Linked DNA regions of Homo sapiens: region 1 is linked to region 2. Evidence: read pairs that join two places in POLR2A ChIA-PET (ENCODE). Cell type or tissue: Panc1. All regions are shown on one strand. Each heading gives the region's core, and the rest is flanking DNA. Links, peaks and the distances in the headings are about the cores only. Region 1 overlaps COL20A1 (collagen type XX alpha 1 chain). Region 2 has its middle 7.4 kb from the start of YTHDF1.

Region 1 (4,374 bases), core at 99-4,098, 74 kb before region 2:
ATGGACGGCTGTTACACACCACGGGGCAAACCTCACAAAATGCCCACCAAAGACACAGACATGAGGGAGTCGCCATGGTGTGATTCCACTTAGAGAATGTTCTGAAACAGGCAAACTAGTCCATGCTGTTGGAGGCGGCCGTCCAGGGAGCAGGGGAGGGTGGACGTTGGCAAGGGCACCGGGGCACCCGGGACGGTCGTTTTCCACCCCAGGAGGGGTTTGAGTTGGCCACCCCACAGTGCTGATTCATACAGTTAGCATTTATGCCTGTGTGCTTTTCCATCTGAGTTTTGAAAAGCTTTAAAATTAGCACCCATTGTCAGGTTAGGACTGTTCCTGCTCTAGGAACAGGGTTCCCTGAAAAGGTGTCCTCAAGGCCCTGCTCCTGGAAACAAGGATTAACGCGTGGGGAGCAGGTGCTTCTGGGGTTCGCTGTGCGGAGTCCAGGCTGTTCTGAATGCCCCTGACGCATTGAGACTCGTTCTGAGGAGGGAGTCGTTTCTTTAAAAAATATGGACCGGGCATGGTGGTTCACGCCTGTAATCCCAGCACTGTGAGAGGCTGAGGGGGGCGGATCTCCTGAGCCCAGTTCAAGACCAGCCTGGGCAACATGGTGAAACCTCTTCTCCACAAAAAATACAAAAATTAGCCAGGAGTGGTGGCACGCACCTGTACTCCCAGCTACACAGGAGGCTGAGGTGGGAGGATCTCCTGAGCTCGGGAGATTGAGGCTGCGGGGAGCTGTGATCGCACCACTGCACTCCAGTCTGGGCAACACAGCAAGACCCTGCCTTTAAAAAAAATTAAAAATTGAAATTAAAAATCAAAAAAATTAAAAGTATGTACTGAATGCCTTCTGCAGGGGCTGCGTGCCAGGGACAGAGGAGCCCCATTCCCTCTTCCATGTCATATGTGACGGGGGAAAGGAATGTGGGTCAGCAGAGACCAAGGCCAGAGAGGTGCTGACACTAAGGGGCTGGTGGGAGGGATGCTGTGGGCCTGAGTGGTGGCTGCGGCCACCACACTGACTGTCCTCGGCACGTGCTAATGGGGAAGGGGGCCTGGGAGGGGCAGGTCCTCACCTGCCATGGGCTTCACCTGCACCAGGTAGCCGAGGCCGCTCCCCTCCGACTCTCTCCACTTCATCTGCAGCCGGTCCTCAGGCAGCACAGCCAGCCTCAGGAGACCGCTTGCTACAGAAACAGGACATAGTGGTCAGGACTGACCTGGCCTCCCCATCCACCTAATCAGCTGTGGGGGTACAGGCATCCTGCCCTCAGCATTTGGGAGGAACACAGTCCTATCCCGGGGGACCCCGAAGAGACAGAAGCCCACCCAGGGTGTCTGAGGCGGACTCAGCCCCACTTGGGGATACGAGGCCTCGCCTGGGCGCTGAGGAGAACCCGGCCCTCCCCGGGGTCCGCAGTCACAGGGCCACCCTGGTAGCTTTGGTGAGAGGGAGTCCAGTCCCACCCAGGGAGGCCCCAGCCTGGCTCTCCGGGGGTCCTCCCACCAGGAAGAGGCTCAGGCCCATGTCTGGGAGGACAGCAACCACCCCACTGATGATCGGAGGCCCCGAGCCAACACAGCAGCTGGCAACCTGCCCAGGGCCCTGAGCTGAGTCCCCTGAGCTGGGGCCCCTGGGCTGAGTCCCCGGGCTGGGTCCCCTGAGCTAAGTCCCCTGGGCTGGGGCCCCTGGGCTGAGTCCCCTGGGCTGGGTCCCCTGAGCTGAGTCCCCTGAGCTGGGTCCCCTGGGCTGGGTCCCCTGAGCTAAGTCCCCTGAGCTGGGGCCCCTGGGCTGAGTCCCCAGGCTGGGTCCCCTGAGCTAAGTCCCCTGGGCTGGGGCCCCTGGGCTGAGTCCCCTGGGCTGGGTCCCCAGGACAAGTGGCCATGCAGCTGCAGACCCCTAGCTGCCAAGGTCACTGCCAGGTGCACGTGCCGCCTCAGTGGGGAGTGTGGGTGCAGAATCCCACACTGGAAGTGTGTGCACATTGGCACGTGTGTGCACGTTGGTACATGTGTGCGTCCATGCCAAGACGAGGCTGCCTCCCGCGATGGGGGATGGGTGTCCAGGCCATCTGAGAGGAAGAGGGGGCGGCAGGGGCCTGGCCAACCTCCCAGGGCTCTGGAGAGGGTTGGTGCCCCCTGAAAGCTTCCGGGGCTCTGCAGTAGGGGCAGCTATTTTTGGAAAATGGGGACAGAGATGGGCTTCTTTGGGCTGCCCCCCGGAAAGCTGGGGCTCGGGGGGAAGAGCAGGGGCTGGGGGGCACTGGGGCAGACACAATGACCCATTCAGAGCAGGCAGCAGCTGGGCCGGGTCTCCGGATGGGGCTGAAAGGCAGGAATGTGTGGGGGATGAGGAGGGGGCTCTGAAGGCCAGCTGTGAGCAGGGCCCCTCCCGCAGCCCCTGCTTGTGAAGAGCCTTCTGTTGCTCCACTCTGCCTGAGAACGTCAGGGACCCCTTCCCCAGCTCCCTGCTGGAGGACAGCACTGTTGGGGCCTGAGCAGGGCACTGGGCAGACAGCGGCTGGTGGGAAGGGCCCCACCCAGGACCACGCTCCCCTCCCTGGACTGTGGCCGCACCCAGCCTGGGCCATCCTGGGAAGGGCTGCCCCAGCGTGTGGGCTCCCACCCGTCCTGGGCTGGACTCAGTGCCCCCAGCCCACCTGGCTGTCCTCAGGGACTCAATGGCCCCCGAAAGGCCCTTGTGAGGGGTGGCCCCATCATGCTGAATCCTGAACTAGATAGAACTAGATTTGCCTTCGCCTAAACTCAAGTTGTTTCTGTAGAAGCAACTTACTGATTTGGCTCAAATTGACAGTGCAAGCTTCTTTCAAACTGAAATCTCAGCCCCCACTGGCCCCAGGGCAGGGTTACCCTGTCTGAGCTGAGGGGACCAAGGCACCTGCTCATGCAATGGTCTGTTGCCTGTGTGCAGGGCAAACCTGGCACATCAGCATGGCAAGACAAGCCGTGAAACCCGGAAGGGTCTCAACAGGCGGCTCCACGCTACACCGGGGCTCCCGCATCTCACCCGCCCTTCTGCAATGGCAGCGGCACCTGGAGGCTCCCTCGCCCCGGCCTGTCAGGCCCTGGTGGGGGTGCTTTAAACGCACAGTAGAAGGGGGAGCTGCCTTTCACCCCAGCGGAACAAAACCATCGCTCAGTGGGAGCCCGGAACCTCCCAGGAGCTTGCAGGTGCCGGGAGGCGCCGCGTTGGCCCAGCCCAGGGACAAGTTTACAGCGTGGCCGAGGCCCCGGAGCCTTCTCCATAGACACGGAAATTCACCTTCCTAGAGTCAATCTAAACCCACATTTCTCAACAGGAGGAAGAAGCTGCTCAGACAGGTGAGCCCACAGCATCCTCTGCCATTTCCCTTTGCTGCCATGGGCGGTGCCCTACGTTACCCAAACGCCCCAACCAGTAGCAGCCAGACTGGAGGGGCCTTCTGAGGACGTGGTGCTGTCGCCCAGGGATGCGCACGGAGGGGGTGGTGCTGCGTGGAAATGCGAGTGCCGCACCGAGAGAAGCCAGAGGGCTATGTGCCCAAAACACCAGTGGGAGGCGGCGGTGGGAAGCAGGCAGGAGGGAAGGGAAGGCGGCTCCATCTTTACCCCAGCCTCCTGCTTCCTAGAGACTGCTCCGAAAGGTGTTCGTGGAATAACTCTCGGCCAAGCATTAATATAACAGAGAACTAAACCACAGAGATGTGCTCCCAAGGCGAGGCTGAAGGTTTGGCGGGAGCACACGCTCCCTCCCGTCTTGCCTTTGTTGTGGGAGCTGCTGTGAATTCAGCACGCATTCAACTTAGGAGGAAGACGGGGCTCAGGGGCGGAGGGCTCGTCCCGCGTGGGCACTGGTGGGGCAGGCGTGGCCTCGGGGCAAGCAGGGGCCCACTGCCAGTGTCCTTACCTTGAACTTGCTCTCTTCCCAGGGTGGCGCCCAGCCACAGCCAGAGGCAGAGGCCGAGGTGTGCAGGGTCTCCGGAGCTCATGGTGCTCGGGCTGTGGCAGGGAAGAGGCCATGCCCTTCAGCCGTCCCCCCGTCTGTCCTCTCCCTGACCACAACGCCAGAGCTTCTCCAAATCCTCGAGGGCCAGGCAGCCTGTCCCCACACCGGGCTCCACCCCTCACATGTGTGAGGACCAGAGGCCTGCAACCTGTTGTCTAGGGGATACCTCCCAGCTGCCTAAAACTCAAGGACCCAAGGCTAGAGCTGGGGCTGCCTCCCACTCCCACCCCACTCTTGGCATTTACACCACCGGGGGCTGCTCTGAGTGACAACAGGACCCCCAGCCCCCAGTTGTCCCCACGCCCAGTGCAGGGGTGGCTGGGACGGGCACGGGGCCTCCTGCTTGTGGGGCTCCCGAGGGC
Region 2 (4,374 bases), core at 249-4,248:
ACTAAAAATACAAAATTAGCCAGGCGTGGTGGCGCATGCCTGTAATCCCAGCCACTTGGGAGGCTGAGGCAGGAGAATCGCTTGAACCCTGGAGGCGGAGGTTGTGGTGAGCTGAGATCACGCCATTGCACTCCAGCCTGGGCAACAAGAGCGAAACTCTGTTTCAAAACAAAAACAAAAACAAAAACAAAAACAAACTCAGGACCCCAATTCACTCTGCCACAAGAAAAAAATTAAACTAAAAGCTAAGTCATGTGAGAAGCTGCCTTTCTTTTTGTTCCTAAGCAGGTAGTTACAGATAACAGGTGAAGCATCTCTACAGGAGACGTTCACCTTATTTCATACAAGTGCAGGTTTCCGAGCATGAGAGGAACACACAGCTGACGATTCCCCTGCCTGCTCCTCTTCTCTTGCAGCATGTGATTACCAAGGCCTCCCTCTTGCCCCTCCAGCCTGCTTTCCCCCCCTTTAAATGGTGGAGCCCTCAAAAGCATCTTTGGAGAAAGGCACAGACCACAGACTAAAAGGACATGTGACTCCATGTGCTTTTCTTCTAGGCATGTCCTTAACCTTGGCAAAATAAACGTCTCGATCGACTGAGCCCTGCCTCTCATGCTTTTTGGTTTACAGCTTCCTCCCCGAGTCTTAGGTGGAGCTCTCCAGAGCAGACCCCAAAACAAAAATGAGCAGTAGGTATGTTCCCGAGGGGTCACTGCCCTGGGCACCCCGCTGAGGGCCTCCCAGAGCCCAGGGACTCCCCAGGTATCCTGCCAAGGGGCCAGCATCCTGGCGCAAGTCCATCCCTCTGGGCTTTGGCTGCGGTGAGCGCTGGCTCCCAGCCAGCGCCTAGAGAGCCACAGGCAGAGTTGCAAGAGGCCAGCAGGGAGCGTCCTGAGAAGACCAGCGTGGGCCCAGAGCAGGCCCCACCACGGGCTTCTCCCCACCTGCTGGACTGGGCTGGGCTGGATGCTGACCCGACCATGGGTCTCAGTCTGGATGGTCAGCATTCCTCAGTGCCACGGCAGCTGTCTGGACCACACCTCCCGTGGCTGTGGCCCCACCTGGGTCCGTTAGTCTGATTTATTTTCCTGGCATGCCTGGCCCAGGCCTGTTGGGGGCAGGGGTGGGGAGAAGCTTATTTAGTACAGCTGTGCCTGGCTCCTTCCTGCAGCTTCCCAAGCCCCTGTGGCTTGTGAAGTTGAGCTGAGAGGCCACCTAGGGCCAGGGATGGACAGAAGGCCTGTATTAATGGGGAGGGCGGGAGGATGAGAGCAGCAGGCCTCTGTTCCCGCAATCCTGCAGAGCCCAGACATCCACCGAACAGCCCTGCTATCTGTGAGCTTCTGGGCATCATTTGAAAACATGAGATGCACCATCTCTGGCCCCAGATTCCAGCCTGGGAATCCAGGAGGTGGTTGAGTCAGCTTTAGGAAAGGCTAGATCAGGGAGCTCTGGGACCACAGGGAGGACTCTGGAGAGGGAAGGGGAAGCAAGAGGCTGCAAGAGGCAAACTGGACACTGCACTCTCCAGCTCCACACGCAGAGTGAGCAGGGCCAGTGAGCACTCCCCAGCTCCACATGCAGAGTGAGAGGGGCCAGTGAGCACTCCCCAGCTCCACACGCAGAGTGAGAGGGGCCACTGAACACTCCCCAGCTCCACGCAGCAGAGGGAGCAGGGTGGGTGAGCAGGTCTTAGGAGCTTGCCAACCTCGCAGAGTGCTAGGCACATGTGCAGCCATCAGGCTCACCTGGAGGTTTCAGGCTCAACCAGAGGCCTCCTGACCATGTAGGTCACCAACTCCACCCCAGACTACTTTGATTTCTCTGCTGGGGGTCGGTGGGGGGCAGAGGGGTGGACATGTGTGTTAATTAAAGCTTTCTGGGAGTGTGAAGGATCAGCGTTGAGTATCAGTGCCTGGAGTCTGAGCTTGGCCGTCAAAGACATTAGCCACTAGCTGCGTGTGTCTGCTGGAATTTAATTAAATAAAATTGAAAGGGCAGTTTCTCAATTTCAAAGGTTCAATAGCAGCACCTGCTGGACACAGCAGGCCACAAGTTACAGAATGCCCACCAGGTGGGGTGAGCCCCTCTGGCGCTCCCTTCCACATGCTGCCTCCCAGCTGGGGAAACTGAGGCAGGTCCCTGGGGAGCTGGAAGGTGCACACCAAGGACCTAACTCCTGATTCAGAGCTCCCTCTGCTGGACATAAAGCAGGTGACAGCACAGAGGTGACACCAGGGGCCTTGGAGCTGTCCCTACAGACAAGTGATGACCCAGTGGTCCCAGGTGTCCCCAGGGTGAGCATGAGATCTCGAGGAGCCACACGAAGCTTTGGAGAGGAGGTGAAGCAGGCGGCTTCAGGCAGAGGGAACAGCGTGGCCCTGGGGGATGTGCATGTGGCTGGCATCCTGGGGACTGTAGGCAGACAGGGGTGCAGAGGTGTGTGGGGCTAGCGCACGGGTACCTGGAGCCCCTGGTCCAAGAGGCGCTGGGAACAAGGGAGGGATCTGAGCAGGGCTGGACTGTCCAGACACACTCCTCCTCTGTGGAACTGTGGGCCAGGCCCGAGGTTCGTATGTTATGCTTGTCCCTATGGTCAGGACACTCAGCTGCAGGTGACAGAAACTCAAAGCTAAAAATGAAATGTATTGCTTCACCCAACCAAAAGCACAGAAGTGGACCATTTCAGACTCAGCTGGATCCTGGTGTTCAAGCATCTTCATTCACTTGCTTCTCCCTCTCTGGACTGGCATCAGGCCCAGGTGAGGCATCCATCCCCAACCACAGGGGTTGAGGAGGGGACGCCCTGAAAGAATATCAGGAATGTGGTCACTCAACTGAAGGGAGCTACATGCCGGGCAGGCCAGTAGAGTCACCCAAGACAGCTAGCAAGCCACGTGGAAGGGTGGGAGAGTCCAGGTGGCCTTCCTCATCCTGGGACAGGTGCTCCCCTGGGGAGAGGCTGCTGTTTGCAAGGGCAGATGAAATCAGCAGCGTCTTTTGCTAGCACAGTACTCAGCACCCGGCACGCCTCCCTGTAGCACCGCCCAACCCCAGGTCCTGTTCTCCAGAGCTAGCCCTGCCCATTCTCATTCCTGTCCCACCTGTGGCCCTCCCCAGGCACCTGGCCCAGGTAGATCCAGCCATTGTGGGGCCTCCCTTTCTGGGCCACCTGCAGCTCTAGCTGTGAAGCCTGAGCCTGCAGGTGCCTATCTGTGTCATCTGATCATGTTGGTTACTCTCTGGTCCCCCTCCTGGCATGGTTTCCTCCCCACTTTCTAGCCTGAGTCGTCCCCATGGTCCCCCTCTTTGAAGACCTCTGGTAGAGCCCCAGAGTCCTGGTGGCATCCAGGGACTCCTCTGGTGTCTTTCAGACCCAGGGCTGGCCTCATAGGATGTGACCCAAGCGGCCCCACACCCAGAGGGTGCTGTCGTCACCATCTTGATATTAACACTTTTGTCTGAATCTGTGTTTTGTGAGTGCCATCTGATGAGATGGTGGCATGCGCCTGCACTTGGGGTCTGGGAGCCTGGCTTGGCACAACCCTCCTCCCCCCACCCCCAGGAATGGTGTTTAGCCACCCAGTGACCCCTGCCAACCCTCATCCCAGCAGGGACCTGGGTGTGGGCACAGAGGGATCAGGGGCATGGCCCATGCATGGAGCCACAGGGACAGGTTCAGGTGCCTGTGAGAGTTTCCCCTCCCCTTGCCCAAGAGCACATGACGTTAAATAACAAATAAAAACACCATCACAGGTGCAGGGAGGGGCGCTGGAAGGAAGGAAAGAGCCTTCTCTTGCTGTTTGAACGAGGGCCCCGAATTTTCATCTTGCCCTGCTGGGACTCTGTCTGGCTGCCAGGCGAGGCCTCTCCTCACCAGAGCAGAGCCCAGTAAGCACCTCTTGTAGCAGAGCCTGCATTGTCTCACTGCTGAAGGTGTCCACGGAGGCGGGTGGTGCTGCAAGAGCAATGCAGTCCCTGCAGTCCCTGCAATCCCTGCAATCCCTGCAGTCCCTGCAGTCCCTGCAGTCCCTGCAATCCCTGCAGTCCCTGCAGTCCCTGCAATCCCTGCAGTCCCTGCAATCCCTGCAATCCCTGCAATCCCTGCAGTCCCTGCAGTCCCTGCAGTCCCTGCAGTCCCTGCAGTCCCTGCAATCCCTGCAGTCCCTGCAATCCCTGCAATCCCTGCAATCCCTGCAGTCCCTGCAATCCCTGCAGTCCGAAGCTACTGCGATGAGCAAGGCACGCTCACATCTGCTCCCTGAGCCTCCACCTTGGGGCTAACGGAGACATCGGCCCCAGAGCACCTGGCACTGGTACTTACAGGCAGATGACAGTTCTCTGCAGTGGGAGAAGAGGCTCTTGGCAAAGTGG

Evidence for each region. ChIA-PET counts read pairs that join two places held together with the same protein. Peaks named below come from ENCODE experiments on the same cell type or tissue, not always from the same donor. Only the 100,000 strongest peaks of a DNase experiment are listed, where the experiment ranks them.
Region 1: POLR2A ChIA-PET joins it to region 2 with 5 read pairs; 6 of 35 experiments call an interaction of 5 or more read pairs at or near these places.

What each region holds. Positions count from the first base shown.
Region 1 is chr20:63,294,729-63,299,102 of GRCh38, reverse strand. COL20A1 (collagen type XX alpha 1 chain) reads right to left here. Exons shown (of 36, transcript NM_020882.4): 2 at 3,914-4,005; 3 at 1,083-1,193. The coding sequence starts at 3,995. Among named protein-coding and RNA genes, the nearest start is that of COL20A1, 3.7 kb to the right of the region's middle. In Panc1, for the core only: no CTCF peak of the experiment used is centred there; no DNase peak of the experiment used is centred there.
Region 2 is chr20:63,221,358-63,225,731 of GRCh38, reverse strand. No RefSeq gene overlaps it. Among named protein-coding and RNA genes, the nearest start is that of YTHDF1, 7.4 kb to the right of the region's middle. In Panc1, for the core only: CTCF peaks have their summits at 975, 1,959 and 2,173 (motif pointing left); a DNase peak (open chromatin) is centred at 2,171; H3K27ac peaks cover 1,138 bases.